Linked DNA regions of Mus musculus: regions 2, 3 and 4 are each linked to region 1. A link is a loop called in an ENCODE intact Hi-C map of the cell type or tissue named here. Cell type or tissue: heart. All regions are shown on one strand. Each heading gives the region's core, and the rest is flanking DNA. Links, peaks and the distances in the headings are about the cores only. Region 1 overlaps Trim29 (tripartite motif-containing 29). Region 2 holds the start of Gm30373 (a long non-coding RNA gene). Region 3 holds the start of Gm3898 (a long non-coding RNA gene). Region 4 holds the start of Nectin1 (nectin cell adhesion molecule 1).

Evidence for each region. A loop is a pair of places that touch in the nucleus more often than their neighbours do. Peaks named below come from ENCODE experiments on the same cell type or tissue, not always from the same donor. Only the 100,000 strongest peaks of a DNase experiment are listed, where the experiment ranks them.
Region 2: it touches region 1 in a loop (15-fold over the local background); 19 of 42 quality-filtered maps call a loop at or near these places.
Region 3: a loop joins it to region 1, with 3 times the contacts of the local background. A loop is called at or near these places in 20 of 42 quality-filtered maps.
Region 4: a loop joins it to region 1, with 3 times the contacts of the local background. A loop is called at or near these places in 10 of 42 quality-filtered maps.

Annotation. Positions count from the first base shown.
Region 1 is chr9:43,335,756-43,343,591 of GRCm38, forward strand. It overlaps Trim29 (tripartite motif-containing 29), which reads left to right. Exons shown (of 9, transcript NM_023655.2): 9 at 1-370. Among named protein-coding and RNA genes, the nearest start is that of Gm36799, 18 kb to the right of the region's middle. In heart, for the core only: CTCF peaks have their summits at 3,992 (motif pointing right) and 4,193; a DNase peak (open chromatin) is centred at 4,026; H3K27me3 peaks cover 807 bases.
Region 2 is chr9:43,969,294-43,977,129 of GRCm38, forward strand. Gm30373 (a long non-coding RNA gene) reads right to left here and starts at 4,877. Exons shown (of 2, transcript XR_003948148.1): 1 at 707-4,877. In heart, for the core only: no CTCF peak of the experiment used is centred there; DNase peaks (open chromatin) are centred at 1,698 and 3,218; H3K27me3 peaks cover 702 bases.
Region 3 is chr9:43,824,334-43,832,169 of GRCm38, forward strand. It overlaps Gm3898 (a long non-coding RNA gene), which reads left to right and starts at 5,638. Exons shown (of 3, transcript XR_001779344.1): 1 at 5,638-5,775; 2 at 7,036-7,111. In heart, for the core only: a CTCF peak has its summit at 3,519 (motif pointing left); a DNase peak (open chromatin) is centred at 3,508; H3K27me3 peaks cover 1,457 bases.
Region 4 is chr9:43,738,153-43,745,815 of GRCm38, forward strand. Nectin1 (nectin cell adhesion molecule 1) reads left to right here and starts at 5,802. Exons shown (of 6, transcript NM_021424.3): 1 at 5,802-6,570. The coding sequence starts at 6,492. Gm46108 (a long non-coding RNA gene) reads right to left here. Exons shown (of 4, transcript XR_003948147.1): 3 at 7,164-7,663; 4 at 707-1,506. It overlaps Gm30015 (a long non-coding RNA gene), which reads right to left and starts at 298. Exons shown (of 4, transcript XR_870681.3): 1 at 1-298. In heart, for the core only: CTCF peaks have their summits at 5,535 (motif pointing right) and 7,114; DNase peaks (open chromatin) are centred at 4,959, 5,689, 6,689, 7,259 and 1 weaker place; H3K4me3 peaks cover 3,216 bases; H3K27ac peaks cover 2,958 bases; H3K27me3 peaks cover 78 bases.

The DNA of each region.
Region 1 (7,836 bases), core at 1,341-6,340:
AGACATTTCTCTGCCATTGCTTGGAAGAGCAGTTCCCCAGGTGCGCCACAATCCACTCATGAAAATTGGCCTATAGACGTTCACTACTATGGGAATTTGATGCTCTTCACGGTAATGGCCAGCAGGAGGGCTGGTAAGAGTGGTGTCACTTAAGATGTACCATCCGTATCAGGAGAGCCAGCCTCCATCCACGTCACATGTCACTGGGCTTTGAGAGAGCCAAATCAGGAACAGCACTGGATGTTGGGAGCTTGTCTCCCACTCTGGGCTGACGGGGCCTCATGAGCCAGCTTGCAGGGGTGGGGAGGGGCACTTTTGGCTTACGCTTCCCCCTCCCTGAATAAACCATTTGTCTCTTTACGACGACTCTAGTCCTGAGTGGATTGTCCCTCAGGGTCACAGGGGCCTGTATTACAGCCCCCCCCATTACTTCTTTTATTTTGTTTGTTTTTTTGAGGCAGGTGTTTCTCTGTGTAGCCCTGGCTGTCCCAGAATTCATTCTGTAGATCAGGCTGGTCTCAAACTCACAGAGATCTTCCTGCCTCTGCCTCCTGAGTGCTGGGATTAAAGGCGTGCACCATCCCCATTGATATTCTCAATGTATCAGTGTATCTTGAAAACATAGAGACCTAGCCTGGGTCTCTGCAGAAGGATGCCTGGAACTTTCTGAGGCCCCCCCTTTCCTTAGCACTGAACATAACAGACAGAGGCCTAGGGAGCTCTTGACTACCCTGAGAGACCTAGAACAGTGGTTCTCAGCCTTCCTAACCCTGTCACCCTTTAGTACAGTCTCTCATGTTGTGAGACCCCAACCACAAAATTATTTTCCTTACTACTTCATAACTGTAATTTTCTACTGTTAAGAATCATAATAATATTTGTGTCTTCCAACGGTCTTAGGTGACCCCTATGAAAGTGTCCTTTGACCTCCAAGGGGTCATGACTCCCAGGCTGAGAAACGCTGCCTCAGGGTCTTCCATAGGTGCTTTGAGCTTGTGATTTGAGCCTAGTGGTAGAGGTGTACCAGAGGCATGGCCCAAGGACATTCTCCATGTAAATGCCCTGGGTGGTGGAGACCACAATAGAGGCTGCCTCCCAAGGAGCAACACGATTCTAGGCTTGGGGTACAGAGGAAGAGGGTGACACCATCCAAATCCCTAGGATCCCAGAGGAGCCTATGGGACAGTCAGGGAGGACTTCCTGGAAGAGGTAATCAAAGCAGACAGAAGCATGGTATGATAGAGAGAGTACAAACTTGACAAGCTCTCACATCTTTGGTCTCATGGTCCTTTCTCTCCCTCCTACCCCAGGCTGTCAAAATGCTGACGGGGAGGGGGGCATCCTCCACACCACACACTGCACACTGTGAAAAGAATCTAAATCAGCTTCAGCTCATGTCCCTGGAGCAGCAATACACCGCCCCCATCCCTCTGCCTATGGGTTCAGGGGAGCTTTCAGATCTCAATAGCCAGGCCTCCCAAGAGAGGCCCCTGGGAACCAGAAAAAGGGGGAGAAACAAAGGATAAGGGGGGAGAACTCAAAAGGCTCAAGAGAGGCAGGGGTCATAGGCTCCTGTGAAGAGCCCTCAGCACTGCTAAGGACCTGTCGTCTTGCTCTGATGTCCTTGGTAGTCACCTGCGAGAGTGAAGACAGAGTTTCCTATACTTGGCTGAAGCTTCCTAGGCCACAATCTTGCTGCTGTTTTCCCTAACAAACAGCCCCCAAGGAGTGCCTAGCAGTTGGGCACTTAATGCTACGAAGTCCATTGTCCTTTTCTAGAACCTGTGCTTTGGAGCTGAGATGTCCAGACTCTAGGAACAATGCTCTCAGCCCTAGAAGCTCCCTGTCTTGGGGGCTCCTGTTCCCACTTCCACTGCAAAGGAGGGAATGGGATAGGAGCCAGAGTTCTCCAGGGGAAAAGTCATGGGGGTGGGGCAGCTGGACCACTGCCTATCCACTGTCACCTACATCACGGAAGTAAGGCAAGGGACCCAGGTGGCAACGTCACTGAGCACATCCCCCGCCCCAACAATCCCCCCACTGCCACCATTTCCACAGCTGTGACTATAAAGTAACCACAGAACCTCCTCTCCCAGCTCCCAGGCCACCTCCCTCTGAGAGACTGGTTGCCAGCCCCAGGACACAGGAAGTGTCTCTCCCAGAGGGAGGGAGAGAACAGAAGAAGCAGAGCTCTGGTCACTTTGGGTTCATCTCGGACCCAGAGCAAAGGTCTGGGTTATAGGAGGTTCTGGGTGACACAGGTGCCTGTTAGCAGACAAGATGTGGGCTATCCTGGGGTACAGCAGGAAGCCCCAGCTGGGCAGCTGTGAGCTAACTTCTCACCCTGGCCCTGTGATCTCTTTGGAACTGGACAAGCCATTCACTCTCTCTGGGTCCAGCCTTTCCCAGTGTCCCCATTGGATCCTTACTAGGGTCTATTCTCAGTTGTCACAGCGAAGAGGGTCAGATGGGACTGGGAAGTGTGCCTGGCCCACCGGCAGGGACTGGGAAGTGTGCCTGGCCCACCGGCAGGGACTGGAGTGGAGGCTAGGCTGGGATCCGGGCAGCGATTCCCATCCCTGGGCTCTTTCCCCAGCCCAAAACTGCCCTTTCTTTCCTTTAGACCTGACTCAGGGCCTCAACCCAGAAGAGACCCTTTCATTCAGAAGAGAAGGCTGGGGCCTTGCAAGCTTTGGGGTCTGCTCTGGGCATCCAGGACCCTAGGAACAGTGCCATTATGTCCTAGAACATTGATTCCCACACATGGGCATGCTTGCGGAGGGGGGTGGGGGGGGGCTCAGAAACAGTCACCTGAAGAGAAGCACAAACACAAAGAGAAGACACATCAGACACAAAGGGGATCTAGGAAGATGTGCACTGATGTGTTGGGGCTTCATTCTCTGCATTTGAGGAACCAGGTGAGGGGGCATAGTCAGAGCACTCAGCCTGGGCTGGGGTCCAGGTTGTTCCATATACCAATTCCATGGTCTTGGGCACATTGTCCCACCTATCTGTACATCATTGGAAGAACTTTTAAGAGATGACAATGAGTTCTGAATCCCAGTCTGTAAAGATTATTCTGGTGAGTGATCAATAATTGAGAGACTGTGATTTTATCATAATCATCAAAGCAACAGCAGTGAACAATGATGACAACATGGTCAGACTCTCGAGTTTACCCTTCTCAGCATTGTTGCTGTTGTTAGTATATATTCTTCCATTTTTATACACTCTCATATTTCAGAACACTTTATTTTTTAATTGGGTATTTTCTTTATTTACATTTCAAATGTTATCCCCTTTCCCAGTTCCCCTTCTTCCCAGAGACCCCCTCTCCCATCCTCCCTCCCCCTGCTTCTATGAGGGTGTTCCTCCACCCATCCACCCACTCCCATCTCCCTGCCCTTAGTTCCTCTACACTGGGGCATCTGTCGAGCCTTCATAGGACCAAAGACCTCTCCTCCCATTGATGCATGATAAGGCCATCTTCTGTAACATATGCAGCTGGAGCCATGTGTACTCCTTTGTTGATGGCTTAGTCCCTGGGAGCTCCAGGGGGTCTGGTTGGTTGATACTGTTCTTCTTCCTATGGGGTTGCAAACCCCTTCAACTCTTTCAGTCATTTCTCTAACTCCTCTTTTGGGGATCCCGCACTCAGTCCAATGGTTGGCTGTGAGCATCTGCCTCTGTATTTGTAAGGCTCTGGCAGGGCCTCTCAGGAGACAGCCATATCAGGCTCCTTTCAGCATGCACTTCTTGGCATCCACAATAGTGTATGGGTTTGGTAGAACACTTTATTTTTTTGGAGACTCTCTTGTAGCCCAATCTGGCCTCAAAATCACTACGTAGCTAAGAATTACCTTGAACTCTTAATCTGAATGTCACATGATAGGACTACAGGCCTGTGCTAGGGCACTTGCTCTTTCTTTTTTAGAGCCTGCATTTGGTGATGGGCACAGGACTCAGGCTCCCGGAATTCTAGAACTGACCAGCAGGTGGCAGCATTTCACCATCATTAATGGGCACAAAAAGTACTCATCTGCCTAGGCAGGGGAGGCAGGGGAGGCAGGGGGCCAGGCTGCACCCCCAACACCCTCATCATTAAACAGATCTTCTTGTCCCGGGCTAGGAAGCATTGTGGTGAAGGGTAAACCCCTGGACTGAGCAGGAGAGAAGGACTTGTCCCTTGACCCACCAGTGCATGACACATATCTGTGGGCTCTGCAGTGGGGCTGTGGGAATACCAGGCTCCTTTCTGCAGCCCCCCGCCCATCTCTGTTCTCTCATCACATCTTCAAGCCATCTCCCAAGAGTGACCAAGGCAGTTTTGTCTTTCTGAGTATTGACTATTAAGTTTGAGAACGAGCTGTTGTTCAGCCACATAAACAAGGAGGATAAACACTAATTACTTGGTGAATGTGCCAACTGCTGGTTCGGAATCCATCACCTTGCCAAGGCTGAGGCTCAGAAGAGGCTAAGGGAGAGAAGATGGGGGTGTGAGCCAGTCCCTTGGGGGCCGGTAGATGAGGAGTCTACAGGGGTAAGTGAGCTCAACTCTCCCTAGGGTGATGAAAATATTTCCAGAGTCCCTGAGATTCATGAGGATGGATAGGACTCTAGGGAAGGGAAGGAGGCAGAGAGGGGGAGGAAGAGGGTAGGGAGGGGGCAGAGAGGGGCAGGGAGGGGCAGGGAGACCTTTTGCTAGGCTCATGGTCATCAATACATAAATATCAATCGGCCACAGTGTTTTGTTTCCCTGGTGGGCTGTCAGTCCTTGGTAGAGCCTTGCATTTCTTTAAGGTTGTCTCATCACTACCTGAAGACCTTGATGGGCCGCAAGCCTCATTATTGACAATGACCTACCTTCAGGAGGCTGATCTGGTAGTGGGAGGCCTGGCTAGGGGAGCTTGTGTTCAATAGGACTCTAATGACATTGGGGTGAGGGCCGTGTCTACAATGGCTAAGAGGTGCAAGCTCAACCAGATGTGTTTATTTCCTGGGCCCAACTGAGACAGAGATACAGGGGTCACACTGAAGTGACAGGATTGGGGGAAGACACAAGACCAGAGAATAAAACTCCATTCATTCATCGTTGTAGCCTGCCCACTGCCCCGCCATGCCCCCATGCTGTCTGCAGCTGAGGTTCCAGATTGGCAGATTCACCGAAAGGCAGATTAAAAAATGTTATGGAAAAAAATGGCAGCTGTATGGAACATGGAGACTTTTTTTTAATCCTTTGTCATTATTCTCTAAATAATACACTTATTTACATGGCATTTACACAGTATCAGATATAGGTAATTGGGAAGTTTTGAGATGTACAGGAGGATGTGTGTGGGATATATGCAAATTCCACAGCATTTTACACACGTAACTTGTGTGTCTGTGGATCACGGGGGTTGGGTACTGTTATCAATCCTCGCCAGGCACCAAGGGGTGACATTATTGGAGCCATGGCAAGAGGTAAGTATGGGGGGGGGTGGGTGGAAGGGCGGGAGCCTGCAAGGTGGAGGTGACCTAAGTCTAGCTTTTCCGGGGGGGGGGGGGAGGTGAGCTGATGTGGTGTGGTATAGTGGCTGTCTCCACGGAAGCTGTGCAGAGCATTTAAGAGGAGATTCAGCACACACCAAAACAGAGATCCTCATAGACCAGAATGGTTGCAGAGACGTCATCTAGAAGCCTCATTGTGGAGATGGAAGGACACGCAGTCAGGGAAGCAGACCCATGCTGAGCAGGAAGTAGCTGTGGGCAAAGCTCTGGTGTTCAGGACAGGCAAGTAGGGCAGCAGGTCCCGGCTGCAAAGCATGCCAACACAGGTGAGGGACACTTTGCCTCAACTGTCAAGGGCTAGTGAGGATATTATATAGAGATCACCCCTCCCTTATGCCTGCATGTTGTTGCAAAAGAAAAGGATACGTTGTTTGTTTCCTTTCTGATCCTCAGTTTTCTTGTCTGCAGAATGGGAGTAATACTGTGCCAAATTGTAAGGATGAAGCAAGGGCTGGTCCACAGAGTGCCTGGCACTTTGTTTACAGGGGCGGACAGGCGCTAAATGAATAGGGCAAGGGTGGCCCTGTCCTCCCCTTCCCTGACTACTGTTCTTGTGGTGACGGTTTGGAAACTGAACTTTCCCGTGTAGGCAAAGGCCTGCTAATCTTTGATGTTGCTTGACTGTGCACACTGTGGCCAGGCTGAGCCTGGGCCCTTCCTTTCCCCATGGGCGTGTAGCCACGGGTCCCCCGAGCTGTGTCTGGTAGCAGGAGGGACATAGACCAAGCTCCTTCCAGAGTGCAGGGCTGGCCGCTACATGCACGCATGGGTGGTCGGGGTAATTAATTTACACATTTTATCCTGCTTAGACTAATACGATCCCATCCACCTTCCTTGAGCCCTTCTTGCTGAGCGTGTGTGATGTCATCTCCACTCTAGATGCTTCCTGCTAATGTCCTTGTCTCAGCCCAAGCCTTTAGACCCTGGGTCCACACACCCCAGGCTTCTCATTTTTCCTGCCCAAAGCTGGTCCAGGAATACCACAGAGGCTATCAAAAGACGCCAATCAACTTTTGTGCAGCCGGCTCACTGAATCTTCAGAGTCTGTACCCGTGCATCTAAGCAACCGGGGAAGAAAATTGCTTGAAAAGGACGGCATCTACATTAAACATGTATAGGCATTTTTGTCTTGTCATGAGTCCCTAAACAATACCATCCGACACCTATTTCCATAGCATTTGCATTGTCTGAGGCATTGTAAGTCATCAGATGCCATGTGTAGTATACAGGATACAGTACAGGAAGATCTGAGTGGGCTGCGAGGAAGGACATGCTGCTGTGTACGTGAGACAAGCTCACCCATGGACTTTGGTATCCATCGCATCCCGGAACCAGACCTTCTTGGATTTGGAGGGACCAATGTGCACCCTCTGAAGGAAAACGAAGACCCAGGAGTCCATCTTTGCAGCTCTTGGCTATGACTCTCATCCCCTCTGAGCAGAGCCTGGCTCAGAAATAGGCAGAAACATGGTGCTGTCCTCTACATAGGGACAGGCCATTGCCCCTGCAGAAGGTTCCCAAGTGAAGACCATGCAGTGGAATAGTGTGTGTTGATTTCTGCTGTTATGCCAAGAAATGGAGAAAGGAGCAGATACACTGGAGTGGCTGAAGAGAATGGCCCCAGGGGCAGGTACACAGGAGCATAGCTGTCCCCATGTATATCTGGAAGCCACAAGGCAGGACAGTCCGAGAACTTTCCCCTGAGGTCCTCTGGAGGGTCTTGAGTCTGCAATGCATTGAGCATCATGTATTCAAAAGTACACTGGCTGTTGAATGGTAAATACAAATGAGACAGAGACGCTATTTTTGCAGTGTGTATATATCAGGTACTTCTCTGTGTTTGGGGAAGGGGTATAAGAAGGTAAGTCTGTGCTACATGTTTCCTGAGAGTGAGAGGTGAGGAAGAGGGAAGGTCTCAGAGGACTAGTGGTGGATGCAGTGTCAGGGCGAGTCTGGGCTCCCTCAGCTCACATAGGAATCCAAGCAGATGCTTGAGGTGTTTTGAAGGTAGCATAGGAGTTGCCTGGAGCGGGAGGAGATACCAGATAGGGGGAAAAGATGCAGGCTCCTCACTTCCACCAACCGTCCACTCAAGCCTGCTCAAGGAGCTAGAGAGGAAAGCCAGTCTTAACCCTGGCATTTCCGTGACAACTGTATCCTCCAGACCTGTCTGTGAGTGGACACTTTGGGGCTTAGTTCTATACCAGCTGCTCTGTCACAGCAAGGCCCCTCATTAGCTGAGGACAGCAGGCCAGCTCCTTCCGGCTGCTTCCCTCTACTTACGGA
Region 2 (7,836 bases), core at 1,314-6,313, 630 kb after region 1:
TTGAAGACTGTGCACACTCATGCACCCGTACTGTACATACTCACACTCACACTTCACACCAGTGGCACCTGGGACTGCCCACCCCACTGATTCAACCCATCTAGAGCACCATGTTTTACAACTTTGTGGAGCACCAGCTGAAAGCTAGGGACACCACAACCCCAGTAAAATCCCATTCTTTCCCTCACATGCATCCGTACCCCAATACTTAGATAGCCACTCACTCAGATATACCACACTTGATTTTGCATATTGTAATTTGTTCCCTTCCAGAAGGTCCCTGTGGGCAGCTCTGAGCCCCAGCAAATGTAAAAGTTCAGCCCCTAGAGTTCTGAGCACCCACGGGCAAGGCTGAGGGTCTAGGAGCTAATGAGATGAGATCGATGGTCCAGGTGCTCCTGGGTCAGTCCATGCTCGCATCTCATTCTTCCCACTTAGGCACAGGAGTCAGGGAAATTAGTAAGATTTCTGGCCTAAAGGGTCTCTTACATCATGCCAGGACTAGCACTGGGCACTTAAAACAAACAAACAAACAAACAAACAAACATACAAAAAATAAGCCCTCATCTTGAATCCTAGCAACCTGGCAAAGACATGCTTGTGTCAGCCACACCTGGCCCAGAAGTGCTCCAGCATCCCTCAAGACATCGCATCCCATCCCCTGTGCCCTGTAGCCCCATCCCCCACGCCTCTCTAGTTTACTTACGAAGGAAGGTCTCCAGGCGGGGCCCTGCTCTGCCAGGGATTGTGTGGAGAACAGGTCAGGGGCCCAAGAAGGCAGCCTGGCATCTGATGACTCTAGGCTGGCCAGCATACCCAGCCCTCCAGGTCCTAAAGCCAGTGGGAAGCAGAGTGGGGGTGGAGAGAAGCCAGGAGCTGGCAGGGCTAAGCGAGATGAAATATTGATGCCCGTCCTAGTAAAGCGAAGAACGCCGCTTGTCCATGAATAAAAGATAAGCTGGAGGAGCGGGCTGGGCAGCAGATTAATTAATCTGAGTGAGCCTTGCTCTGTGCTGTGGGGGATGGGCACAGTGGAGTAGACAGGCTGTCCCAGTACCCAGGACCCAAGGGACCAGCCAAGGCTCTCTGTTCTAGGCAGACAGCTAGGCAGGGTAGCATCACTGAGCACAGGCAGACAGGGAGAGGGGCAGAACTAGCCAGGTCTCTAGGACCAGAATCTGGCACCCAGGATGGCAGCTTCTGTGGCAGAGGAAGGTCACAGAGGTCAACTGTTTCAGAAAATGGCATTGCCGTTCTGAGCACTATCCTCCAATATCCTCTCCTGCCACCTCAAGCCCTCCCTCGGGAGTCTCTGAGAGCCAAGATGAATGGGGACAGGTGGCAGACTCAGGACTAACGTGCAAAGCTGGCCACCCTGGGCATACCTTTGATGTGGTTCAAGCTTTAGTTCTGCAAAGGGAAAGGGTAAAGCAGGAGCCATGGGGCCCTCCCTGCCCCTCATCCCATGACAGCCTCAGGTCCTTGACTGCCTCTGCTGTAGGACAATATGGAAATGCTGGCCGAGTAGTGCAAGGCACAACATTCCTGGACATGGTGACGGCAGGCTCAGCAGGACACAGAGCTCACAACCTAGTGTGCATCTGTCATCCACTGGCTGTGGCAGCTTTCACAAGCTCTTGGCAGTTTTACATTTCCCAAAGGTGACATTAGGACAGGGTGGTGACAGTCCTCATCATGCCTTCCATCCACAGGATCCCGCTGGATCAGCCCCAGGCTCTGTGTTGTCCTAATGGGCTCCTGGGGTCAATGCCCAAGCTGACAGTACAGCTCCTCCCACCAGCCATCCCCAGTGTGACATGGGGACCCGTTGCTCAGTGTGCCATCCTGTTCACCCCTCTGTCCACACACAAACTGTTCTCTGGGAGAGGATTGGGTCAGATGCCAGGTGGCCACAGCTGATGCCAGCTACAGCCCCACACAAGCGACAGGACACCTCCAGATGGTCTCTTCCCCGACCCACCCCCAAGCTGGTAGCATTGACCATAATCAAGAGCAGCTCCTAGAATTCAGCCCAAGATCATACTTGGGTGCTGCTGGAGATGGGGCCATGCAGCCTGCACCAGCCCAGGCTGGTTCCCTCCAGAACCACAGCCACGACCTCTACCATGTCTACCCTGGCTAGGCTACCAGTACCACGGCTACCCTGTTCCCACACCTCAGCCTCTATGGCCAGCTCACGGCCTTTCCCATCTCTCCCGATCAGCAGGTATTCATCATGAGCAGTCTGCTGACATCTTCTGTACTCTGTCTCCTGTTTGCTATTTAACTTTACTTCCTGTGGGTTTGAGCCCATCTCGTCCATCCATTCATGACTCCGTGAATGCAGGAACAAGGTCACTTTGGTCCCTCCAGTTCTCCCAAAGCTGTGCACAGCCGTGAGCACAAGGCGGAAGCGCTGCATTCATGTCTGCTTAAGTGACTATGAAGGACTGGTAGCCCTCATACCTCCCGTCTCTATAACAAGAGTTAGCCCTTCCAGCAGGTACCCACTCTGTATGTTCCCCGAGACTATCTCACCTTCATTACAACCTTCTGGACAGGCAAGTCTCTCCCAGCAGCCAGATGGCAAAACCCAGGTGCTCACTTAACCAAGGTCATGCAGCTGGCAATCAACAAAGCTGGGAACAAGCCCTAATCTAGGCTTAGAGTTCTATCTGGTACATCAATCTGGTGATTACAAGATGCATAAGGGTCCTTAGGATCCCTCACCTGCTGAGGAGCAGGGATGTCGAAGAAGAAAGGTCTCCAAGGGTTGGCAATGAGCATAGCTAGACTTAACCCGAGGATTCCATCTGCCCCCTCTCCCTGCACCTGTCCCCATCCCAGAAGGAAGGACAGAGATGTGACCGAAGGCTAGGGAGGCTGGCTAGGCTGCTATGGGATTCATAAAGATTCCTTGGGCTCGGCTATCAGAAGCTGCCTGATATCTCACTATCACTGGGATCCCGAGCCTAGTGATAGGCAAGATATTGGTGGCTCTCCACAAACCAGCGGTAATGGTAGATAATCTGAGTCCAATCAGGAAAGAAACAGGCAGAAGCTTGGCCCAAGAGGCACATATACTGTCACATGCCCATCCAAGAGTGTTACCTCTGAACTAAGAATAACAGAGGTGAACTTCTGCAAAAAAAGTATCTGGGAGCCAGGAGTCCAGTATCGTTGTGGTTATCATGCCACCTGCTGGCCATTTAGGGAATAGCATTACAACTGGACGTGGGCATTCATCCAATGTCTCTGCATGGCAGGTAGCATTTGAAGGCTGGGTACACAGGAATAAACTGAAAGACCACAAGCCAGGCCTTGGTGGAGGTTACAGTTGGAAGGGAGAGAGTGTTAAAGAGTGGATCTGACATGTAATATACACATGAAAGGGTGCAGGAGTCTTATGCGCTAAGGAGGAATATACAGCAGACAGGAAACAACACCTGGGATACTGTGATCTTATTCAAGAGGTCAGACATGGCCTCACCAAGCCAGGGACGCTGAGGAGTGTCCAGGAGGTGAGGAAAGAGCCATGCTGGTTTCTGAGCTGGCTCACACCAAACTGAAGTAGGAATGAGTTCCACCTGGAAGGTCTGGGAATCTAATTGGGAGGGGCTGGGTATGGCAGAACCTGAAAGATGACTTCAAACGCCTGGGACTTTATTGCTTGGCTCAGCGGAGAAAAACAGCGTTGTCTAGTCTTTTTATCCCAGCACTGGTAGAGACAGGACTCAGGAACTTGGACAAACTATATAGGGGGCTACCACTAGGTCATACCATTGATCTTTAAGAGCTTGCCTTCTTAAAGTGCTATATCGTTCTATTTGAGAGCAGCCTATAAGTCAAGGTCAAGAAGGGATGCAGGGAGACCGGTTAGCAAACCAAAGCAACTTCTGATCAGGATCCCAGGCAGGTGTCGAGGCAAAGGGCTTTCTGGGACTCAGAAATGACTTTGCAGTCAAAGCTACAGAGAGAGTATGCTGTACTACACTGAAACAGACTGGGCATGTGACAGTATATGTGCCTCTTGGGCCAAGCTTCTGCCTGTTTCTTTCCTGATTGGACTAACATTATCTACCATTACTGTTGCTTTGTAATGCTCCGGATCCCGGTGATAGTGAGATATCAGGAATCTTTATGAATCCCATAGCAGCCTAGCCAGCCTCCCTAGCCTTCGGTCACATCTCTGTCCTTCCTTCTGGGATGGGGACAGGTGCAGGGAGAGGGGGCAGATGGAATCCTCGGGTTAAGTCTAGCTATGCTCATTGCCAACCCTTGGAGACCTTTCTTCTTCGACATCCCTGCTCCTCGCAGGTGAGGGATCCTAAGGACCCTCATGCATCTTGTAATCACCAGATTGATGTACCAGATAGAACTCTAAGCCTAGATTAGGGCTTGAGACTGACGGGCTCAGGGAGATCAATGGGGACCCCCATTTAGGATTTGTGGGATCAGAGCTGATTGTCAGATGTCTGTGGGTAGCAGAACCTGGAAGCAGGCTAGAGTGCCTGCCTAGAGTTGAACTACAGCACTTGGGCGATATTTAAATCCTGGCACTAAAAGGACCCGAGGCCTGAGGGATGATGGTCTGGACACCAGGGCCCTGTGACATCTCAAGGTCAGAACATTAGAGAAACAGGGAAGGAGAGGCCAGACAGTGGTGAGAAGCCAGACCAGACCCCAAGTCAGGAAGGAGAAGGGAGCCACTGATCCTTGTTAAGAGATGGCCAGGGCCACTGGGACAGGGTCACCCGAGTAGTCCCAACTATAAATGCAAGAAATAAACAAGTGCCCACAAGCACAGGGACACAGAGCCCTCTTGAAATGTTGGAGGGAGTGTGAAAAAAGCAGTCACTTTGGGGAAGAAAAAGATAATCCCTCAGAACGCTAACCATAGGGTTTATCCCACGGCTCTGTAGTCACTCCCAGATAGAGGCTCAAAAGATGAAAGCACACATTGTTGCCAACACTGAAACAAAGAATCAACCGCTTGCTCTGTGCTCCAGACGCCACCTGCTCTTGGCTTTCTGATTTTACTTAACTAGAGATAACACCTCTGCTCACCATTCCCCGAACCCTGTCCTTGGAGACTGGGGCCTCCTATCTCCTCATCTGTGGTTGCTTCTTTTCTCTTTTTTCAAAAATGCGTTTCTGAAGTTGCCGTGTTACACACGGGACTGGGTTAGTAATGAAAACAATCCAAATGTCCATCACCAGTAAACGAAATGTGGTATATCCATACAGGGGAATGTTAGTAAGCCATAAAAAGGAATAAGGTACAACTGCTTCAAGTTACAATGGGGACAAGAGCCTAAGAGAAAGAAGCCAGTCACAACGGACCACAGGTTGTGAGTCCAGTGATAAGAAGTGTTGAGAGGACCTGAATCTAAAGTACTAGACGTCTCCACAGTCAGCACAGGGATGGTGGCCAGGGCTGGAGGTGGGGTGGTTACTCATGGGTTCAGGATTTCATAGGAGAAAAATATTCAGGAATTAGAGAGCGCTGAGGGTTGCGTAACTCAGTGACTATGCTTCACACTACCGAATGTAGACTTTCAAATGCAAACTTTATGGAGTATGCTATATCTTTTTTTTTTTTTTTTTTTTTTTGAGACGAGACAGGGTTTCTCTGTGTAGCCCTGGAACTGTCCTGGAACTCACTTTGTAGACCAGACTGGCCTCAAGCTCAGAAATCTGCCTGCCTCTGCCTCCCAAGTGCTGGGATTAAAGGCTTGTGCCACCACTGCCCGGCATATGCTATATCTTAATATTACATAATTTTTTACAGGCTTTGGTTGGAATGGAGGGGCAGCCTCAGCCCAGGAAGGAGGCAGAATATAGGGGGCACAGAGGTCTCTGTGCTCACAGATAAGCTCTGGGGAACCTGGACTGTTAAGCACACGGAGTTGTTCCTTCATGGGAAGAAATGCCATATCTGTTATCCTCCCAGGAGGCTAGAGCAGACATGCTTACTAGCCTGGTGACCTTTGCTCTATCTGTGTGGCTAGAGGCTCTTCCAGCACTGAACCCTCCCCCAGACCCTTAGTGTGAGCTTGTTTTTCCTCAATCTATAGAATCTATCTGTCTTAGCAAGGGTTTATTGCTGTGAAGAGACACCATGACCACAGCAACTCATAGAAAGAGAACCTTTCATTGAGAATGGCTTACAGTTTCAGAGGTTATCATTATCATCATGGTGGGAAGCCTGGCAGTGTGCAGGCAGGCATGGTGCTGAAGAGGGAACTGAGAGTTCTACATCTGGTTCCACAGGCAGCAAGAAGTCAACTAACCTGAGCTTCTGAGACCTCAAAGTTCAGCCCCCTAGTGACACACTTCCTCCAACAAAACCACATCTACTCCAACAAGGTACACCTCCTAATAGAGCCACTCCCTAAGGGCTTTGGGGGAGGGACCATTTTTATTCAAACCACCACACTATCTTTATGGACTTTACAACGTGCTTCACTGTAGTATGTCTGATCTGTATTTAGCCTACTTTGTCCTCGGGGAGATTCATGTATACATTGTTGTGCTTGCAGAATTGAGTTAATCACCACAGTAACTGTCATCAAACTGTGCTGTGCTTAAAATAAAACACTCGGGTCAGACTCCTTGTCTTAGTTAGGGATTCATTGCTGTGAAGAAACACAATGACCATGGTAACTCTTATAAGGGAAAACATTTCACTGGGGCTGGCTTACAGTTTCAGAGGTTTAGTTCATTATCATCATGGTAGAAAGCATGGCAGTGTGCAGGTAGACTTGCTGCTGGAGGAGCCGAGAGTTCTACATCTTGATCTTCAGGCAGTTAGAAGGAGACTGGATTTTTTTCACACTGGGTGAAGCTTGAGCATTTAAGACCTCAAAGCCTCCACAGTGACAAACTTGATGTCTAAGATGTCCACATCTCCAACAATGAGGCCACCCTTCCTAATAGTGCCACTCCCTATGAGCCAAGCATCCAAACACATGATTCTATGGGGCTATCTCTATTCAAACCACCACACTCCTAAAGTTTGAGCTAACACCAGCTACTGAGTCGTCCTTAATCAAGTTAACTGTCTTTTGGCTTCCCAAAGATCATCTCTCTGCAGATCTGTGAAGGTCAAGAGACCCCGACAGCAGAGGACGTGGACACTGTTGAAGATGGGACGGGTGTGGTGAGGAAACTGTGGGCATTCCCTCCTAGTGCTTCTATATTCTCAGTGAGACAGGAAGTAAAGTTCTCAGCTGAGGTAGAAAACAAGGCCTTCAGGAAAGAACAAAGACAAAAGAGTCAAGCAGCAAAAGGGAAGGTGGCCCTGTGGCCCTGTGAAGGAGGGCTAAGGGCCTCGCACCAAGTTGCCCCAAATCCCTTGATTAGGTAAAGAGCCTAGTCGCAGGAGCTGTGCTCTATACACACATACCACCTGCCCCCTGAACATACAAGTGCACACATGGACATCTGTGTCAAGAAAGGAAAACACTAAAACTGAAGAGATTGCTTAGTACTGAGAGCGCTTGCTGCTCTCCCAAAGGACCTGAGTTCAGTTCCTGACACCCACGCGGAGTAGCTCACAACAGCCTATAACTCTAGCTTCATCTGGTGCCTTCTGACCTCTTAAGGCAGACAGACACCCACATGACTGACAGACAGACACACACACACACATACACACACACACACACACACAAATCCCTTTTAAAAGAAAAGAAACTGAACTGGAGAGATGGTTTGGTCAATAAAGTGCCTGTCATACAAGCATTAAATACACATGCCTCCAAGAGCCTCATGCAACGTACGTCATGGTGGTAAATTGTCCTGTGCTATCTGAGCTCACTGGGAAGTGGGCTC
Region 3 (7,836 bases), core at 999-5,998, 490 kb after region 1:
AAGCAAGACAGAAGCCAAGGGCAAGAGAGCAGAGAGGTGGGAACTGCAGAAGGTGACAGCAAAGTGCCCTCCAGCCAAGACTCACGCCAAAGCAATGTCTATGGCCAAGGAGAAAGGTCTTTTCACTGGAAGGACCACCAGGGCAGACACAGGAGCGACAGAGGCTCTAGAATTAGATGGTCGGAGGCTCTTAGCTGTCCCAGCTGAGGACCATGTTGGTGGCAGAACACAGGGCAGAAGGAAGAGAAGGAACGAGTAGAGCTTGTCTGTGTCTGACCCCTCTAGCCATTGGCTGCCCAGAACAAGAAAAGACATGGCTGCTCCTCCACATGCCTCTAGGTGGATTCTATACCAGCCTGGGTCAAAAGGAAGAGCCTGAGTTGGCTCCTACAGGCAGAGGGGAGATGTATTCATCCCTAGGCAGAAGAGGGGAGATTCCTACAACCCTCTGTGCTGATATAGCAGCTGGCTACCCTTGGGGACCTAGGAAGACAATTGAAATGGGACAGAGTTAGAGAGCCGGAACAAGCAACAAGCTGCAGGGCTGTGTGGGACATGGCCGGGCTCGGGCTAGGACGTTAGCCCATGGTCTTAGGTCTCTAGATGCCCATGAAGAGCTCAGTCCAGATGCCAAGGCCACAGACCTGTAGGGGCAGAGGCTTGGCTGATGCTCATTACTGAGTCACATCAGGACTCCTGATGCCTTGGGATGTTGCCTCGCCCAGTTTCACATCTGCTCTGACCTGCACCATAAGGAGCTTCCTGTCCCCATGGAACAGGTCATACAACGATGACATTAAAATGAATCATGAGTTAGATGCTCCTGATATAATTGGGAGGCTGAGGCAGGAGATTGCAGCAGTTAGTTCAAATCCAGCCTGGGCTGTATAGCAGAACCCTGTCTCAAAAGACCAAGAAAGAAAATAATCATGATATGCCTGCTCCACTGAGACCTAGAGATGACCCAGTGGAATGCTGGATTTTGCCCTCAGATCTGGAGTCAACCCAGAGCGCTCTCTCTCTAAGCAAAAGGCAGAGTCCACCTTTTATATCTGGGCTGGGGAAATGACCGTGTAACCCACTAGATGGGCCCTGAGCAGAGAACTCAGCCAGCCCTTGCTCCGTCCCTCCCACCCCAACCCCCAACCAACCAGCCTACCGAATGAAAGTTCTATCTTCCTCCTCTCCCACCAGGACAGCTACTTGCCTGTAGAATCCATAGACTGCCCTCAGACACACCCGATTGGCCTGCCCCACAGGAAGTGACCCACCCAGGATAGCCCTCTGAGTCTGAGGTGGCTACACTGGGAGAACCTGGTCAGTGCAGCTGCTCAGAAAGGCGGGGTCTCTGTCCCCAGGCAGGGGCAGCATGAGAGAGGTTGCAACTATTTAAACCTTTAAGCACGCTCTATCCCCACCCACCCCTGTCCCCACTACCAGCCTCCTGCCCCACCATGCCTAACTGGAGCCCCTTTCCCAACCATACTCAATAATGAGGCTTCTCGTACTCCCCACTCTTCATATGCTTGTCCCTGTAGCACAATCACCCCACTATCCTGCTGTCCCTTTTGACCTCTGGGAACTCTAATTAGGTTCTTAAATCCCTACAGCAAGGTTCACACTCTGCGAAACCTGAACTCCCAGGGCTAATATCTCTCTTCTCTATATTCATCCTGGGCTTTGTGAAGACACCCAAGGCAAGTATCTTAAAGTGAGGTACTTGCTGTGTCTGTGTCTGACCCCACCTTACCCAAGGAAAAGTCCCTGCCTCAGAGCCCAGCATCTAGAGCTGATGGTATGCTTGTGAGAGAGGCAGCAGGAGCAGGCAAGCAGGCTGGGAAGCAGGCTATAGCCCCCAGACATGAGCACAGTCACTGGGACAACACATGGGAGGGCAAGATCCTCAGCTCCCAGTGAGTCCCCAGGCTGGTGCATGAAGGAGCTTAGAGCCCTGTCTGTCTCTGTCCACAGCCTCCAGGCCTGAGCCCGAGCCTCTTTTGTGACTCGCTGGATTTCACGTGCTCAGTTTGCAGGATAGATAGAGCAGCTTGTTGACAGTAGGATCAGGAGTTTAAGGCCAGCCCAGGCTACATAGAAAGCCCAAGGACATCCCATGTTATATGAGACCAGAAAAGGAGCAGAGGAAAGGAGAAGGAAGAAGAGAGAAAAAAATCTCAGTAGAACAAGGGGCTCACAACCAGCCTCCTGAGACTAGCAAAGACTAGACCGGGCACACCATAGGTTCTTTGTGGAAGCCCTCGCTTTTCTTCCACATGTTTTCCCAGTTCTCTCTAGCTCTTAGTGGTTCTTCTCCCAGCCGTGTCCGGCTGCCTGCAGGTGACAGAGCCTGCTCTAAGCCCTGTGGAGCTGAGACTGGGGAACACATTTGTCACGGTGTAACCAGAGAGTGTCTAGGGGCTTGATGCCAGTGCTCCAGCTGGGGCCAGCGCCAGGCCCCCTCCTCACAGCTGTCAAGAGGAGGCTCAGAGACAAAGCAACCAGGGGCCCTCCCTAGGGGTGAAGGGGGGAACGGACAGGGGCTAGGTGGGGCCCTGTCTGCAAAGGGACAAGAAAGCCACATCAGGTCCAGGCTACATGTGGAAACCAGGATCCCTAAGAAAGCCCTGTAGCCTATGTCAGGGAGAGCCACACGCCAGTCTGCACCTGACCACCTGGAGAACTTTGAACAAATTACTTCACCTCTCTAATCTGGACTTTGCTCATCAAGAATAACATTATCTAATTCTGTAAGCTTAGAGATCAAACAAACCAGAAACCAGCCAAGACACTGGGCAGAATGCCTGGCAAGCCACAGACATAAGCCAGCTTCTTCTCTTGGCCTTCTTTCCTGATCTCCTTTCTCCCTTCTACTTGTACCTAGTCCACAAAGTGGGGAGGTGGGGGGAGTCCTCCAGGTCAGTGGGATGGGGCCAGGGGACAATGAAGCTAGCTACACTTTGAAAGGGTAAACCTAGAAGAAACAAAGTCAGAGGCCTTCACCCTGGCCCTGCACATGTGTGAACCCTTGCTCAGAGCCTGACGCCCTCTTTGAGCCTTGTTTCTCCTAAACCCCCAACCCTTGATGCATATACAAACCCTTCCTGGATATTTTTGTTTTGCTGTGTATTACATAGTTTGATACCAAGCCCTTTATTGAGACAGTTGCCATCTCCTTTGCTAACGTGGTCCCAGAGAGTGATGGTTTAAGGCTCAGGAAACAGGGCCTTAACCCATAGACAGAGAGTGCAAATGGGGCTGAGACTCTAGTCCTTGGCCCTAATGCTTTCTCTCGCTTATGCTATGTTGGGATAGCCGGTGCCCCACAGCTAAACTGGTAGAAGGGAAACCTGAGCTCTGAGCCAAACAGGGAATGTGTTCATTCCCCTGCCGCTCCACCTCCTCAGCACCTCCTGAATGCCAGCCTTCTTCAGCTGGGCCCAGGGTACCAGATATAGCTGGGTCTTGGCCAGGAAGAATGAAACAAAGGCGGCTCAGGACAAGAGCGCCCCCTGGTGGAAGGTGAGATTCTAGTGCTTGGGCCCACCCTCTCCCAGAACTGCCCCTGGGGACTGGCCAGCCAAGACCCACTAAAACTAACAGAGCCTGAGCAAGAAAACCATGTCAAACTAGTCACCCAGTCACTCACAGTCCATAGATAAGAGTGAGAAAGGGTGCCAGGAGGATAGCCACTGGGGTGGAAGAGATAGGAGGGCAGCAGATGCCAAGGTGACCTGGCAGAGAGAGGGGTGTGTTGGATTGGTCCCAGCAGAAAATAGCTTCCACAACACCTGAGCAAGTCACCCATGGGGTCTATAGTAAGGGCTAGCCTGAGCTACATGAGACTGTGTCTCAGAAAGGAAAAAAGGCAGGATGGAAGGAAGGAAGGAAATTATATCACTCAGGGTGGAAGGCGACAGGCGAACAGCTTCAAGGGGACAAGACTGGCTAGGCTGTGATGACAGCAGTATCCTATGATGACATGATAGTGGCTCTGGAGGGGGACAAGACTGGTGGATAGATGCTCCTACCTGTGTGCATCTGCTAACTCCAAGGAGGAAAGAGTGTAGAGAGGTGGGAGAAGGGAGGGAAGAACAGGAAGGCTGAGGATACCAAAGAGAAGACCTCATGCAAAGTTCCAGGCCTTAGAGGAACAGAGACCAACAAGGTTTGCTTATCTGGTTGTAGTAGCCCAATCCAAGATGTCTGTGAACAAAGGGTATCATGCTGCAGCAGAGGGTCTGCGGAGGAGCCCGAGGCATGGGAACCCCTGCGGATAGATGTACACACCATGTACACACACATGCAACCCAGCCCCAAGAGCCTCCCTTCAGCAGACACGGCCCTCCCGATGGAGCCATAGGCCAGTGGCTGTGTATGGATGGAGGGATGCTGAAGCTACATGGGGCTGGGTGGAGCTGTTGTGGAGAGACTGTCCTCTGAATACCAGAAGCTAAAACCCCAAAGAGGGGCCACAGATTCTACGACAGCCAAGCTGTGCCAGGGTACCTGCCAGGCAGCCTCGCTCCTCCTCTCCTTCACAGGATTGGGACTGGGGGCGGGGCAGAATGCTCGTCAAATCCACTTTAGGAAAATTGGCTACATGATGTTTATTGCAAACTGCAATTTAGCATCTCTATTCAGGTCCTCTCCATGTTTAATTACATATAATACGGTGGAGGGAAGGAAGCAGAGAAAGAACTCCGTATGACTCCTTCCTCGGTCTCTCCCTTCCAGAGTGTTAAGGAGAGCAGAGGTGAGACATGGAGCCCAGCAGAGGGAGGGACAAGGGCTTGGCACCTTTGGCGTCTTCACATGCCAAATCTGCAGAGCCAGAAAGCTGCCTGGACTCCTGGCTGCAGGATGGGCTGGTGGCTCAGCTCAGACTGGGACATAGCTCCCCACACCCCAATAAAATCCCGGGCCCTTTTCTTTCCAAGGCCCAGAGAGACAGCATACTCCATATAAAGTGGAGAGGGGCCACACCCCATCTCGGACAGGAGGCATATTCAGGCCCCTCACCTTAGACCTCAGGCCGCTGTGAATTTTAGTCCCTCCAGACTGAAGAGACGAGGATTCCTGCAGGAGCCTACCGACACCCCTTTTCCATCTAATCTCTTAGCCTTCTTCCCCTCAGGATCCCAGTCCTCTCTAGAGCTGTGAGGGCAGGGCTCCAATTAGCTCATTTGCTTGGTTAATTGGGTGGGGAGGGGAAGGAATTAAACTCCTCATCAGAGATCTCCCCTGCAGGGCCAGAAATGGAACGAGGGGGTGGGGACCCCATCTCTGAGCACCCTCAGTCAACTCTGGATCCCCCCATGCTTCTATGTCCCAGATATGGATGGAAACACGGGCCGGAGTGACAGTTCTGGGAGGGATTCTGGCTTCCTCATCTACCCAGGAAACCACCCTCCTACACTAGACTGCAGTGGGGTCAGAGAGCTCCTGCCTCCGGGTCTGACATCTGACTCTCTTCATTTCTTCATTTCTGGGTTTTGCCAGCCTTGCTAACTTTTCCTAGCTCATGAGTCTCTCTCTCTCTCTCTCTCTCTCTCTCTCTCTCTCTCTCTCTCTCTCTCTCTCTCTCTCTCTCTCCTTCCCTCTCTCTCCCTCTGGTCTCTTGGTTCCAGAAAAGCCCCTCCCCCAGGGGGGCCCAGGAAGTACAACCAGGCTCCTTGGGGGTGCATTGGCCATGGCCCTCGTTCTCGGCACGACTCTGGCTCTCTTCCTTCTGTACCGCTGGCAGCAGAAGAGCCAGTTAGGAATTGACATCAGTGGGTGAGTGTGGACAGGCCTCACTCACTCACTAACTCACCTCTATGGCTCTTAAACTCCCAGCAAGCACTTGCCCTTGCAGGCGTTCGGGCCATCAGGTCCGCTTTGACAGCCCAATTTGGAGATGCACAATTTGCAGGGAGGAAAACTATGGCCCAACGGAGCTACTATAGCTATTACAGTTTTACCTTCCCCTAGCCCAGTGGCTGCAACTCTTTATTATTTTTTTTTTCAATTTTTATTAGATATTTTCTTCGCTTACATTTCAAATGCTATCCTGAAAGTCCCCTATACCCTCCCTAGCTGCAACTCTTGAATACAGCTCCTCCCCAACTGTAAAATTATTTCATTGCTACTTCATAGCTGTAATATTGTTACTGCCACTAATTGCAATGCAAATATCTGATATGCAGGATATCTGATAAATGACCTCCCCCCAAAAGAGGTCACGACCCACAGGTTGAGAACACAGGAAGGACCTAGCTACTGACTAACTGGGGGCCAGAGACCATGGAGAGACATAAGGTGTATGAAAGAGCCCCAACCTCTAGTCATCACCATCAATGACATTTTAACTCGTTTCTTTCATCCGTTATGGCTAGCATTACTGCTTTTACACAGTGTCTCACTGTGTTTGTTGCTCAGGCTAGACTCAAAATTCTGGACCCAAACCATTCTCTTGTCTCAACCCTCATGCCAATCTTAGATACAATATTTTTTTTTGTTAATTAAAATCAGTGTAAAAAAAAATCTAGGATGAACAAAATATCCCTGTTTTAAATAGATACAGAATTAGAGTGACTGATTTCTTCCTTTGCCTCAGGCTCCAATATGGCTCAGCATGCTATTACTGATCCTCTCTTTACTTAAAATGTTATGTTGTTCATCATGGATTTCTGCATTAACTTTCATTTGAAAAAATATCGCACTAAATACGATTTATTGTGATGGTTGAGATGGTCCCACATTTTGTCCTGTGTTCTCCCTCCCCTAGCCCTGGGTGTGGCCTCTGGAGTTCTCACTGAGACTCACAGGATTCCTACCCTGTCCAAGGTAGACTGGGCTGGACCCTTGGGAAAGATGGGCTCCTCACCCTTAGTCTCAACTCACTGTGCTGAGCAGCCGCATCTCAGACTCTGGTCACCTGCGGCTGCCTAGGAGCAGAGCTCGGGGCTCTTGTGACAGTAGCGGTCAGATGTCCTGCCAGGGACAAAGGTCCCAATTTGAGCCTGTACTAAACTCACCTTCATTCTGTCCCTTCAGGATGGACCTGTCCCTCTCCCAGAAGCTGGAGCCAGCTCCGGACAGGCAGAGTCAACTTGCAACTGAGGAGATTCAGGTGGGCCTAGGGCAACACAGGACAAGATAGATCCCTGGCCTGGGGGATAATGGAGTCTTTTCAGTATCAGAGTCTCACTAAGTAAACTCAACCTTAGTGAGAGCTAACCTCAGGGAGGGACTCTTCTCTGAAGAGAGTGTGGTACCTTCATGAACCAGTCAGTCCTTCCAGGTTAGGTCAAAGCCTTCCCCTGCACCACTCTGAGAGAGGACAAACTTAGATTGTCCTAGCCAGAGAGTCCTCTTTCCCTGCCTCCAAACCATCCATGGGGATGTAGCTCAATTGGTAGAGGGTTTCCATTGCATGCAGGAAGCCCTGGGCTTAATGCCCAGTACCAAATAGACTGAGTAAGGTAGTATGCTCTGGACATGGAGGCAGAAGGACCAAGACCAAGCAGGGAATGGTGGCATACACCTTTAATCCCAGCACTGGGGAGGCAGAGGCAAGCAGATCTCTGTGAGTCCCAGGCCAGTCAGGGCCACTTAGTGAGACCCTGTTTTTTGAAAAGAGAGAGTGGGGAAGGAGGCAAAAATTAAACAGAGAGAGAGGGAGAGAGAGGGGGAGAGAGAAGGAGAGAGAGAGAGAGAGAGGGAGATAGAGAGGGAGAGAGAGGGAGAGAGAGAGAGGGAAAGAGAGAGAGAGAGGGAGAGAGAGAGGGAGAGAGAGAGGGAAAGAGAGAGAGAGAGGGAGAGAGAGAGAACATCCAAGACTATCCTTGGCTGCAT
Region 4 (7,663 bases), core at 2,664-7,663, 400 kb after region 1:
TCACCTCTGCCCTCTTCAGCTCCTCCTCCGGGCTCAGAATTCCGAGCATCAGCTCTTTCCCACCTTGCCCCGCCCCCTTCCAGGGCTTGCTCTCATTTTTTCCACTTGCTCGCCCAGCCCCCCACTGCCCACAGCTCTTCCTTCTGGGATGCTAAGAAGCTTGGTAGCCTTTGATTTCGCACCCAAAAGGAGGCACTAAACCCCGTTACCTGTCTGGCTAACTCTCTAACTTTCTGATCATCTTGCTTACTCCTCACACCTACTACTCCCCCTTGCTGTTCCCCAGACCCCCACCTCCCACCCCCACCCCCACCCCCACCCGGATCTGGGCTTTGCTCCTATTGGAGGTCAACACCATTCTCTCAGAGGTCCCTGGTGTTTCAGCCACTATTTCCAAGAGCCATCTGATTCCTGCCGGCACCTGCAGAATAACTCACTATTTAGGTAGTGGCTTTCCTCTACCCCAGTCCCCTCTCCCCTTCCTCTTCTTCAGCTAAATCCCCTCCTCTTCTTACTTGCTTCCATGACAACCCACCCTCTCTGCTCCCCTCCTCCTTCACTGACCAATCATCATCTGTCTGTCCTACCCACACGGTTGCCAGATTCATCTCCTGAAAGCCCAGCCCCCAATAAGCACTTCTCTGTTCAGAAATCTTCAATGGCCCACTATTGACAAAAAAAAAAAAAAGATTTAAACCAACCACCATGCAATTGTGAAACCGTGCAGCACCTTTATGCAATCATCACATATAACGCAATAATCAGCCCGGGATCTCAAACTTTTTTGAACAGCCAAATCTTCAAACTCCATTAAGAGAAATACTTTTCAGAACGGTCAGTGTTTACAGTGTATGAAAACAACATGCTGTGTAAACATGGCTCTCATTAAAGCTGGGAGTTAGGACCCAAAGATGTTGTAGGGCTCTCAAAATGCAATTTGAAAGCCAGTGGGCACATCAGCCTCCTCGGTCTGCAGATGAGGAGAAATGAGACCCAGGGTGGTTATGTGATCGGCGAAAGGGGACAGAGGACACAGGTGAGAAGACAGCCCATTTCCATTCAGTGTTCAGTGGGTATGAGGTGTGCTTTAGGTCCCAGGGATAAGAAAGAGAATAAGATGGTACTGTCCCTGTCCTGGAGTAGATCAAGCATTGGAAGTAATCATCAGTAAGGCTGCAGGGATGGAAAGGGGGCTGTGGGGAAGGCAGAGGAGACGTAAGTAAACTGAGGCCAAAGAGAAGGTGGCTGACCAAAAGGACCGTGAGAGAGTTGCACAGGAAATAAATTCTATGACCAGCAGCCCAGGACCCTATAGTATCTCAGACTCAAAGCTCTAGGGCAGAGGGCCGTAAGGCTCCAGAAGCAGGCTAGATCCAACAGGCATGGCAGAGGCCGTGACAATGGCCTCAGTCTGGCAGGCCAGGGAAGGGTTCTCATGCATACAGCCTGTCATTGGTATTAGAAGGCCACTTGCATTAAATGCCACGTGGTGTCCCGATTTGGATCCTAGAGGAGAAAATAAACACAAGTGAGAAACTTGAGAGAATCCACATAAATTCTGCCGTTCATGTACTAGTGATATAGGAATGCTGACTTCTTAGTTTTGCTACAGGTATCACACATGAGCCATTAACTTCTGGGAACGTAAGTGGAGGGCAAATGAAAGCCACACGATCGTTTTTTGATTTTTAAGGATTTTTTTTAATTATGCTTATGTGTGTGCACATGTGTTTGTGCACTCAGAAAAGCAGAAAGGTGTATCAGGTCTCTTGGAGCTGGGGTTCCAGGTGCTTGTGAACCACCTGATCTGAACTCTGGGAACGGAACCCAGGTCCTTTGGAAAAGCAGCAAAGACTCTTAACCACGGAGCTATTTCTGCAGCCTTTTTATACCTTTTTTTTTTTTTTTTTTTTTTGTAAATCTAAACCTATCTCAAAATAATCTACACTTGAAATGTACAAAATGGGAATGCAATGTCTGTATCAAGTGTATACCCCTCCAGCAGGGAAGAACAAAACTGTACGTGGGGACACAGATTACAGGATCTATGAAGACCAACATGGGCACAGTTTTCTTTGTACACTAGGCATCGTCCCAAGTGCGTCCCATGTCTAAGCCTCACAATCCTTGGGCTGGCATGTGGTCTACTCCTATTTTACAGGTAAAGGAGCCAAGGACACAGAATTAAAGTTAGGCTGATGGTTTATTGCAGCCCTGAAGGATGAATTAGATTGGAACCAAAGGCAAGGGAAAGAGAAAATTATGGGCAAATGGGACCAGCATATGCAAGTGTATAGACTGAGCTTGTCTAAAGACCCATAGTGACTGAATGCTATTGCTGGAAGACGATTACTGAAAAGAGCTGGCATTTAAGAATTTGGATCCAGGGCTGAAGAGGTGGTTCAGCATTAAGAGAGCGAATATTGTTTTCCCAGAAGACCTGAGTTCAGTTCCCAGCATCCACTTGTAACATCTCTAAGAGCTCGGATGTCTCCGGACACTTTGGACACTGTACTTCCATGCACATACACACAGTTAAAAATAATAAAATAATAAAAGCACTTGAATCCAGAGCTGGCCATGGTGAGACACAGCTATAAGCCTAGCCCTAGCGAGACGGAGACAAGAGAGTAAAATATCAACTTCATTTACATAGCAAGTTCAAGGCTAGCCAAGGTCACAAGGAGATCCTGTCTCAAAAAACAAAACCACAGTGTGGTGGGCCAGGCCAGTACTCACAGTACTCAGGAAGCAGAGGCTGGTGTATTTCTGTGAGTTTAAGGCCTTCTGGTATACATAGCAAGTTCAAGGACAGTGAGGACTACGTAAAGAGACTTTATCTCAAACACAAAACAAACTAACAAACAAGAATGGAATCTTTTGGATTGGAGAGCAAAAGAAAAAACAAAAAACAAACAAACAAACAGAAAAACCCAACCGCCCGCCTCTTAAGCCAGGTGTAGTGGCCCAGACCTTTATACTGTGAGTTCAAGGACAGCTTGGTCTACATAGTGAGTTCCAGGAGAGTCAGGGCTTCAGGGCTACCTAAAGAAACCCTGTTGAGAAAGAGAGACCCCGTTGAGAGAGGAGAAGAGGGGAGGGGAAGGGAAGAGGTAGGAGGAGGAGGAAGGGAGGAGGATGAGGAGGAAGAAGAGGAGGAAGAAGAGGAGGAGGAAGAGGAGGGAAAGAGAGAGAGTTGAATCAAGGAATTCAAGCATCAAAGTCCCATGTACTTGGTCAATATATTTTCCTCTTTGTCCTCAGTGTGAGGACCACATGGAAATTATGAGTACAGGGTCGAGGTGGACAAAAGCAGAAGTGAGATGATAGTGCCATCATGCAGGAATTGAGATAGTGCTATCACACACAGGGCACAGAAACAGCAGAGCCATCAAGTTCTTTTTGTCGTTTTCTTTTCTTTTCTTGGTTGGTTGGTTGGTTTGGGTTTGGTTTGGTTTGTTGGTTGGTTGTTCTTTTTGAGACAGGGCTTCTCTGTGTAGCCCAGGCTGTCTTGGAACTCACTCTGCAGACCATCTGCCTCCTGAGTGCTGGGACTAAAGGTGTGCGCCACTGCCCAGCAGAGCCATGTGGTTTGCTTTCAAGCTGGAACAAGACAGCTAAGCTAGAAGAAGCAGACATGGCACTGGGGCCCCTAGCTGAAAGACTGGGACCACAGAGAGTTGTCAGTTAGAAAGATTTCCTTTGCTGATAGGAAGGAAAATAAGACCAGGCATCAGGAGACACAGGCTGTGGTTCCCCACCCCCCAACCCCCGCCCCATGGCCTTTCTGTGTAGCTCTGGCTCTCCTGGAACTCACTTTATAGACCCTTGGCTTCGAACTCAGAGATCTTCCTGCCTCTGCCTCAAAGGGCTTTGGATGCCCTTGTACTAACAGATCCAGGAATGAACACTCAGCAAGTGTGGAGAAGGTAAGAGACCACAGCACTGACAGAACTTGGTGTGTCTGGAGTTAGTGCACAAGTGTTCAGCTCCTATGACGTGTTAGCCACAAGCAAAAAACAAATTCCTTTTGGCTTGGGCAAGTTTAAAAGCACTTGCAAGCCAGATGGGAGATTCCTGGCTGCCAGCCTGGCCACCAACCTGCTTAATTTGACAGGGCATCCTCTGGATTAAGACCCTCCCGTGGCTACCTGGCATGAGTCTGATTTCAGGCTTGACCTTACCGCAAGCTCAGGCAGGGTTAGAACCAATTATTTATTAGGCCGTTTCCTAATACCCAGCTGTTGCTCTCTTTCACAGTTTTCCCTGTGCTGACCTCTACTTTAAATCCAGTATCTTGAAGGATGGTCTGTGCCTGACAGACACCTCCAGTCAGCCCCTGTTGCGCCCCTTACCACAGAAGCCTTTCAGGTCCCTCCCAGCCCAGGCTAACGTAGATGTCCTGAATCTGAAAACCCCCACAATGCCGTGCTGCGGTGAGTGATTCTATAGAACTTCTGTTTCTGTGTCTCCCCCCCCCCCCCATCCCCACTAGACCCCGCTCCTGTGGGGCAAGGACCAACTATGAGACCACACAATGCATTCCCAAGTCAGGCGGTAGTGTGGTAGACAGTTTGTCCTGAGTTACACGGGTGAAGCATAAAAGGATACAGAGAGCATTCCTTTTGAGTGGAGTGACTTCTTTAGCAGGCTGAGCCCGTGGGCCCAAGAGTGGGAAACTGTCCCTCTCTTCCATTGTCCTGCCCCTCCCATTCTCCGAAAGGAAAATTTACATTTTATCAGAATTTGGCGCTACCCCAAGCCTCTGTGCCCTTGGGGCTGGGCTAAGGGCAAAGGGCAAAGTGGGTGTGGTCTGCTCAGCCCCGAACGAGGGAGTTCTGTTCTCTTGACTGGGAAACCCTGTCTGTCTGCCTCTCCTAGTCCAAGGATGGGGACAGAAGGTCCAGGCTTCAGGCTGCTAAGGGCCCCTCGGGCTCAGTCACCTTGGCAAGAAGCCACCCGGATGTGGTGGGTGGCGAACAGGATGGGGCGGAGAGTCCTGGCCGTTCTGGGACACCGACTGGATGGGCCACTTTCGCGGGAATCCCGCAAACCACTCAGAAACGAGGTGAAGGCAATGGGAGCCCACTTGGTTTGTCGCTCTTTGGGGAAAGCAGAATGCTTCGATTTCGGGACAAGGACCCCCTGAAGGCAATAAGGATTAAAGAAGACCCACTAGAAACCTGAGTGCCCTGATCTCTCACCCACTAATGTCTTGTCTTGCCTCAACTCTTCACAGCTTTCGCGGTTGGTCCTCCGCAAAGCTGTTTCCGTCTGGTGTCCAGATCTTGGGGAGCAGAAGCTTTGGCAACAGTTCTAGCCTGTGCTCTGCTTCTTTCTGCCACTCTCCATGCCCTCCTCTGGGCCTTTGTTTCCTCATCTGCGAAATGGTCCCAGGGTCGGACCAGAGAGTCAGAAAAGCCCTCGGAGCTCGGACAATGCCAGATCCAGCGTTCACACGGATCCCTACGGCAGCCCCCCTCCTCATCTTAACTCCACCCCTACCGAGCAGCTTCTCCCCCTTGCCGGCCGCTAGGGGTCACTGCCTCCCTTTGTCAGCGACCGAGGAGGGCAGCCCGCCCTCCGGCCCTTTCCACGACCGAACGGCGACCCAAGGGGCATCTTGCTAGCTTGGGGCCCTGAGCCGAACCCCACGGCCACGCTCGCAGCCACAGCTGCTTAGGACTGGGAGGTGCGGCCGCGCGGGCGGAGGCCGGGCCAGGGCTGGGCCGGGCGCGTGGGAGCCAGGAGGGGGTTAATGCTAACCCCTCCCCCCGGGCTGACATCACGGGAGAGCGGGTGAGAGGCTGGATCGGCGAGTGAGAGAAAGAGAGGGAGAGGAGAGAGCGCGGCTCGCCTCGGCACCGGGGCAGCTCCACATTGTTGCGGATCGCCCGCACCGAGCGCAGCGGCCGCGGTGGGGACCCGTGGCGCACCCGGCTCGCTCCCCTCGGTCCTCCGAGACCGTGCAGCCCCGAGCCCCGCGGGCAGCTGGCCGCCCTAGCCGCACACCACCGCCTGGGCCCCGAGCCCTCCGCACCGCCCGGCCACCCTCGGAGAACAGCCGGCCATGGACGCCTGCAAGTTGGAGCCGAGCGGGAGGGTGTGAGCGCGCCCAGGGCCGGGAGCCTGCGCCGCGCTAGCCCGGTAGCCGGGCGCGCCGGGGGTGGGTCCCTCTCCCCAGCCGGGCTTTGCGTGGAAGAAGAGGGCGGGGACCGGGGCGAGGAGAAGAGCGGAGGAGGCGAAGGGGGCATGACTCGTGCAACTTACTGCGGGCATCTGCCGAGGCTCTGAGCCGGCGGCAGCCGGGGACCGGATTGCGGCCGCGCGGATCCCACCCAGCCCACCCCGCCCCGACCGACGGCTGCGGCTGACCTGGATCCTCCGAGCGCCCGCCAACCGCCAGCGATCCGCCCTCGTCTTCCAGACTGGTTTCTGGAGCGCGAGGAGCGCCCTCCTGGCAGCCCCTTTCGCCGGACCCCCACCCCCCGATGGCTCGGATGGGGCTTGCGGGCGCCGCTGGACGCTGGTGGGGACTCGCTCTCGGCTTGACCGCCTTCTTCCTCCCAGGTAAGGCGATTGCCTCTGCCTCCCTCCATAGCCCCCCACCCAACCAGAACCTCCCCGGGACTTGGAGCTGGATGATGGGCAAGGCTACGGGTTGTAGGGAGCGAACGGAGCCAGAAAAGTTGGGTCACGCTTGGATAAGGGGGGGCAGGAGGTGGCACCGTGGAGAAAGGGGTTGAGAAGCCCAACAGCCTGCCCTGCAGGGTAGCAATCGGATGCACGTCTCTATGTAGCAAGAAAGCACTTTCTCCGCTCAGTTCTTCACAAAAATAATAATATGTAATAGGGTTCTATTTATTTAATAACCAGTTCTCAGCTCGAGAAGCAGTTTGGAAACACTGCGTGTTACATAAATGCAAAATAATCACCGTAATCACGGGCTTGGGGTATGAGACAACAGCCCCAGGGGGAGGGCGTCAGTCTCCTAGCTGGTGGGCTGTGGGCTAGGAGAGTGGCGGGGGTTGGGGGCGACTTCATTTCTTTTGGCGGCCTCTTGTCAGATGGTTTCGGGCTCATGGGGGCCCCCTCCTGCCCCACATCGCCCCACAGCGGGCGATCGGAACCTGCTCCTGCGGCACAGGCAGCTTCTTACTCACCTGCGGTTCCTTTTCTGGAGGGTGAGGTCGGGCCGCCTAGGGATCGCAAACTCCGGGCCTTGCGCGGGGCTGGGCTCCGTCTCGGAACTCCACTTCTAAAGCGGAGGGCTCTCCCAGGAGGAAGCTCCACGGGCTTCATGCCAGCCAGGTGGCCGCATGACCCACTTTCCCGGGAGGCCCCGAGGGTGTCCCGCGTGTCTTTCCTCGAGGTGTGAGCTGCCGGCAGAAGAGGGGTTAACTCCGCGCCCGACCCTGGGGTGGCCCATATTGGCCTATTCTGACGGATGGGGTGGGGGCGGGCGGAGGCTAGGACGGCCCAGGCATATTGTGCTGGGGAATGAACTGGAAAATGCGTTTAGGAGGCAAATCCTACCGAGTCCCCTCGCCTGGGTTTAACCCCTTGGGTCCCTGGGGAAGCAACTAGGCTGCCAGCAGGACACTAATTCGGGTCAAAGTGGGGAGAGTATCTCGCTAGCCAACTCCCCCGTCCCCCGTAAAGA